2 separate regions of the Homo sapiens genome follow, and region 2 is linked to region 1. A link is an interaction called in ENCODE POLR2A ChIA-PET data of the cell type or tissue named here. Cell type or tissue: Caco-2. All regions are shown on one strand. Each heading gives the region's core, and the rest is flanking DNA. Links, peaks and the distances in the headings are about the cores only.

Evidence for each region. ChIA-PET counts read pairs that join two places held together with the same protein. Peaks named below come from ENCODE experiments on the same cell type or tissue, not always from the same donor. Only the 100,000 strongest peaks of a DNase experiment are listed, where the experiment ranks them.
Region 2: POLR2A ChIA-PET joins it to region 1 with 5 read pairs; 8 of 35 experiments call an interaction of 5 or more read pairs at or near these places.

What each region holds. Positions count from the first base shown.
Region 1 is chrX:38,903,417-38,906,239 of GRCh38, forward strand. All of the region lies in intron 1 of LOC124905177 (a long non-coding RNA gene), which reads left to right. Among named protein-coding and RNA genes, the nearest start is that of MID1IP1-AS1, 100 kb to the left of the region's middle. In Caco-2, for the core only: no CTCF peak of the experiment used is centred there; no DNase peak of the experiment used is centred there.
Region 2 is chrX:38,815,811-38,818,633 of GRCh38, forward strand. No RefSeq gene overlaps it. Among named protein-coding and RNA genes, the nearest start is that of MID1IP1-AS1, 13 kb to the left of the region's middle. In Caco-2, for the core only: no CTCF peak of the experiment used is centred there; a DNase peak (open chromatin) is centred at 1,371.

The DNA.
Region 1 (2,823 bases), core at 62-2,561:
AGAAACAGTGGGAAAATCGCTCTTCTACTTGAGAGGAGACTACAGAGGTGAGGACTGACTTGTATTTCGTATTATAATGAAAGGATGCTTACACTCCAGCAGGATATTAAAACCATAAATATTATAACAGATGAGTTTGCAAACACTATTTCCTCAGAGAAATCGTTTCTTATACCCCAGACTAGGTGAGGGACCTTTGTTATATAATACCCTGAATTCCTTTTTTTGTGGTATGCACTGGCATTGTCATGAATCAATCCATTATTTGAGGAATTATTTGTTTCTTATTGGTTCTCAAATATTTAATGTTAATTCCATAAGTGTAAAGAATTACATCTTTTTCTATCATTCTCCCCAGCACCCAGGGCAAAATGCGATTAAGCTCTTCCTTTCCCTTCTTTTCCCTTTTCTTCATGAATAATTTAATCCTAAAGACATTAGGTGGGGCAGAACAAGATAGGTGTCCGTGGTGGAAAGGGGAGGGGGTGTGGAGGCCTAGACTTGGATGTCAGAGCCCTAGCAGAGTAAGCAGTGTATCTGCATCCTCATATAACTAAGGGATGGGCTCATTTAACTCCTGTCCCATAGCAGACACTCTTGGTGTACTCAGCCACTTTGGAGAGGGGGGAGAGGGCCATCAGATTATAAATGCAATTAGAAAAAACATCTGTTAGATTGATTTTTTCATTGTTTCAACCAGTTCTTGTGGCATTGTAGAGACAGATCACTAGTTAATTTCATTTGATGGGCAGTAGTATCTGTGCTAATTGAATTTTTGACTGGATGTTTGGGAGTCATAAAAATATATTTGTATTTGTGTGTGTGTGTGTGTGCATGTGTGTATGTATGTGTGTGTAAGAGAGGGGGAGAGAGAGAGGGAGAGAGAGAAAACCACAGCCTTTGAAATCAGGCAGATTCTGCTTCAAGCCTTGGTTGCCTCATTCATAAAATGGGCTTGATAATAAATTTGCTTGTGGAATTGTGGTAATTATATTAAATGAGCTGTCCATATTTATTCATTATGAAATCTTGACATAGATGCTCAAAGACAGGAGTGCTTCAAAAAACTTTTTGTGCTGTGGACCCCCTTGGAAGTCTGGTGAAGGCAGTGAATTCCTTTTTGAAAGAGTGTTTTTCAAATACATAAAAAATAAATAGAGCTAAAAGGGAGCCAATTGTATTGAAATATAGTTATCAAAATATTAGTAAGCACATTTGTGATACAGTAATCTATGTGTTTTATTGATATATTCAACAAGATCTGGTGACAGATCTAATAACAGCCATAATTTTGAAGCAGAGATGAGCGTAAATGATGTGTTAATACCAAGGTATTCTGAACAACTGTAATGTGATACAAATGAATCTGTGACATTTATTGGTGACGAAGACACAAGTCTTACTAGTAAAACTGTTGTCTGTTTGCTTTATTCATAAACAAAGAAAATGTTAAATGTTAGTTAGAAGTTGGAATAAAAATACCAATCTTTCCTCATCTGAGTTCACAGACCTCTGAATTCTAGTCTCAAATCCCTCAGTGCAGCCTAGGTTAAAACCCCTACTCTAAGATAACATTGACTTATACAAATTTTTCTACTCCTGTCACCTTCTCCAAAGGTAAGTAAATAGAGTCTGTGATGATAGCTGTGGAACTTTCTGCCCTCCAGCTGCCATTACAAGCTTGTCCTCAGTCTGGGATTCTGGAAGCAGTGCCTAGGGTGTTCCCCGTTCCCCTCCGTCCTTTTTTTTTTTTTTTTTTTTTTTTTTTGAGATAGAGTCTCACTCTGTCGCCCAGGCTGGAGTGCAGTGGTACAATCTTGGCTCACTGCAACCTGCGCCCCTAGGGTTTAAGCAATTCTACCACCTCAGCCTCCCGAGTAGCTGTGATTACAGGCACCCACGATCATGCCCGGCTAATTTTGGGAATTTTAGTAGAGACAGGGTTTCACCATGTTGGCCAGGCTAGTCTTGAACTCCTGACCTCAAGTAATCTGCCCACCTCGGCCTCCCACGGTGCTGAGATTACAGGCGTGAGCCACCACACCTGGCTCCCTCCATCTTATATTTGATGTGTCAGGGCATGAACTAGAAGAGCCTGTGTGTGCTTAGACATGGAGAAATCCTTGCAATGTCCCAAATACGTTTGCTCTGCTTGCCTATGGAGGATATGTGTGTGTCCAGCATCCTTTAGGCTTTCCAGTTTTCATCACTGGCCATGCTGGGTGGGCTTGCTTCTGAGAAGACACTAATATAGCCATAGCCACTTGTGTTAAAAAATGATTTCCCTTGCCTCCAGCAAGCTATTTGTCCTCTGAACTTTATTTATAAACACCCCCACAGTTAAGGCATCTGTTTCTTCATGTTAATTTCGCCAGCACTGGTCTTCCTAGCCGGGAAGGAGGGTTTCAGCCTGTGGGTAGGCCAAGGGAGGGAAGCAGGTAGCATGAGCATTAGGCTGGGAAAGAAGAGCTCACCACAGGCCCTGTGGAACAGGCAGATGGAAATGCAGAGGGAAGCACCATTTCATTCCTAACCTCCCCTGGAGGTTTAGGGAAAAGGAAAGCTGTGAAGCCCTGAAATGAGCTCAGGCTGTAGAAACAAATGAGGTGGAGAAATGAAGAATCCAGGAAGAAAATAAAAGCCCAGTTTTTAGGTGGGTAAAAATTAAGCTGAAAAAGTTGAAGTAAAATGTCTTCTTACTTTTCTAATTAAAAAAGATAAATGATATGTGTGACTTTCTCTGCTTGGAAGCTGGCCTCTTGTGTCAGTTCAGAAGAAATCATTAAGAAACAACACTGACCTTGGAACTCTGGGATTACTGTT
Region 2 (2,823 bases), core at 68-2,567, 88 kb before region 1:
GTCGTACAGTGTGTTCTCTTTGATGTCTTGCTTCTTTCACTTAACATAATATTTTTGAGATTTACCCATGTTCTCGCATAAGTCAGTAGTTCATTCCTTTTTATTGCTGAGTAGTTTTCCATTTTATAAACGTCCATGACTTGTTTATTCATTCTTTTGTTGATGGACATTAAAGTTGTTTTCATTTTTTTTTTTAGCTATCATGCACAAAGCTGTAAATAATATTCTAGTGCAAGCCTTTCTTTTTTGTTTTTGATAAATGCATAGAAGTGAGATTGCTAGTTCAAAAGATAGGTATGTATTTAACTTTATAAGAAACTTCTTTAAATGAAAAACCTTACACAAATTAAATTTAGCAGAGTTTAATTGAGCAGAGAATGATTTGTGAATCAGGCAGCCCCTGAACCAGAAAGGGTTCATTCAGAGAGACTGGTGCGCTGCCGAGTGGTTGAAGATTTGTGGACAGAAAAAGGAAAGTGATGTTCAGAAAATGGAAGTGAGGTACAGAAACAGCTGGATTGGTTACAGCTTGGTGTTTGCCTTATTTGAGCACAGTTTGAACAGTTGGCCACCTCTGATTGGCCAAAACTCGGTGATTGGCAGGAGAGTAGGTTGCAGTCAGTTTACACATCCAGTTAGGTTACAGTTCACTATGTAAAATCTTTAGCCTGAACTTAAAATGTGTCAGGAAGCAGCTTTAGGCTAAACTTAATTTAACACTGCCAAGGAGTTTTCCACAGCTGTTATAACATTTACCCTCTCACCAGCAATGTTTGAAAGACGCAGTTGTGCAGCCCCTTTGTTGATTAGTGGCTCCTCACCATTGATTCCTTACCATTGGGACCTAGTACTCCTGGCTCTCATTGAATGGTGATGAGTTAGTCTGGAATGCAGCATAAAACCTTTTCAAAGGAGGGAAGCATATTAGATATTGTCTCAGTGAACATAAGGATCATAATAAGAGAAGTGGTGTTTGCTAGTTGTCAATTAAATATGAGGGCCAGGGAAGGCAGAAAAAAGAAATCCTTGAGGAAAGAGCTTCTTTTCTTTCACCTGATTTGTTCTTTAAGGCTTTATAAGACACTGCAACTAATTTCTGGATTGTTCTGACTGGTTATTTAATCTGTAGATTTTCCAGGCCTTTCTTTCTCCTCTTTTTTCTACCTTCATTTACTTCACTGCTTGTTAGTATATGCACTGATGAAAACTCACACTAAAAGCTTTACATTCTTGTTGATAACACTCATAAAGACTTGTAAAGACCATAAACTCAAACTCAAAGCAATCATTCCTGAACTAGGCCCTGCAGGAATTGGGAAGGAGGCTAAAGGAACTGGACTGGCTCCCATCCCCCTCCCCTCCCCACTGCGATTCTGGGAGGCAGAGTAAACAGGAAGTGGGGTATGAGGGGGAGGAGTAGCTGGGAGAGACACTCCAGAACAGTCTGCACATGCTCAAGGCAAACTCAGAAGGAACAAAGTTTTAAAACAAAGGCCCAATCCCTCCCTCTCTCCCTTCTCTCTTTCCTTCCTTCCCTCCTCAGCCTGTTAAGGTGCAGTGGAATCAAATGCAAGAACTCAGATGTGGTTCCAGGAATTTTCAAGCTCACTGCAAAGACGGAGTATAGACAAACAATTTAGCAATACCATGAGAGAGATAATGGAGTTATGCTGGGCTCTGGGAACATGCAGGAGGAAGCTTGCAAGGTCAAAGAGTCTTCACAGAAGTGGTACTTCATTCAGCAAATATTTATTTAGCACCTACTTACTATATGCCAGGCACTGGGCTATGTGCTGGCAATGATAGTGAACATTACACAGTCTGTACCTTAAAATGCTTATTGTCCAGAAGAGGTTACAAACAAGCAAAGAGGTAGTTACAATGCAGCCTAATAACTGCTATGATGGCTGGGTGCTGGATACTCAGGAAGGGCCCCAAATGAGGACTAGGGTTTGAGGAACCATCTCTTGGCAAGTAACCTCTGTGCTGAGATCTGGGGGAACAGTGTGGATTAACTAGGTGACAATGAGGTTGGAATGGATTCTCTGGGGCTGTGTCTAAGAGCCTGGGAGCAGCGATGGGCAGAGGGTGAGAGAGGAAGGCAATACATGAGCAGAAGCAACATTATGAAGAAGGCTTAAAAATGTGTGAAAGACCTGCTTCCTGATAGTATGTGCTGAGAAGGACCCATCACTTCTGCCAAACATGCATAACCTAAATTTAATCACGAGGAAACATCAGGCAGATCCAAATTGAGAGGAATTCTACAAAATATCTGATCTATTCTCTTCCAGAATGTCAAGATCATGAAAGGTAAAGACAGAGGAACTGTTCTAGGAGAAATAGACACTTAAAGAGATAGGAAAATGGAATGCAGTATGTAACACTGGATTAGATCTTGGACCAGAAACATCAACATCTATATGTATATTTACACCTCTTTTGCTATAAAAGACATAATTTGCTTAATTGAAAAATATGAGTAAAGTCTGTATTAAATAATGATATTGTAGCAATGCTAATTTTCTGATTTTGATCATTGTACTGCAATTGTGACAGTTATTTTTCTCATTTAGAGGAAGATATACACTGAAGTATTTATGGGTACAGGGCATTGTGTTTGCAATTTATTCTCAAATGATTCAGAAAGAAAGCAATGAGAGGGAGAGAAGTAAAATTAGATATTTGGGTGAGGGGTATATGGACAGTTTTTGGCACAGTTCCTGCAACTTTTCTGTAAGCCAGAAGTTATTTCAAAACAAAAAGTTTTAACAAACTGTGCTCAGTACTTTATTCAAGGACAATAGGAAGTGGTAGGCCATT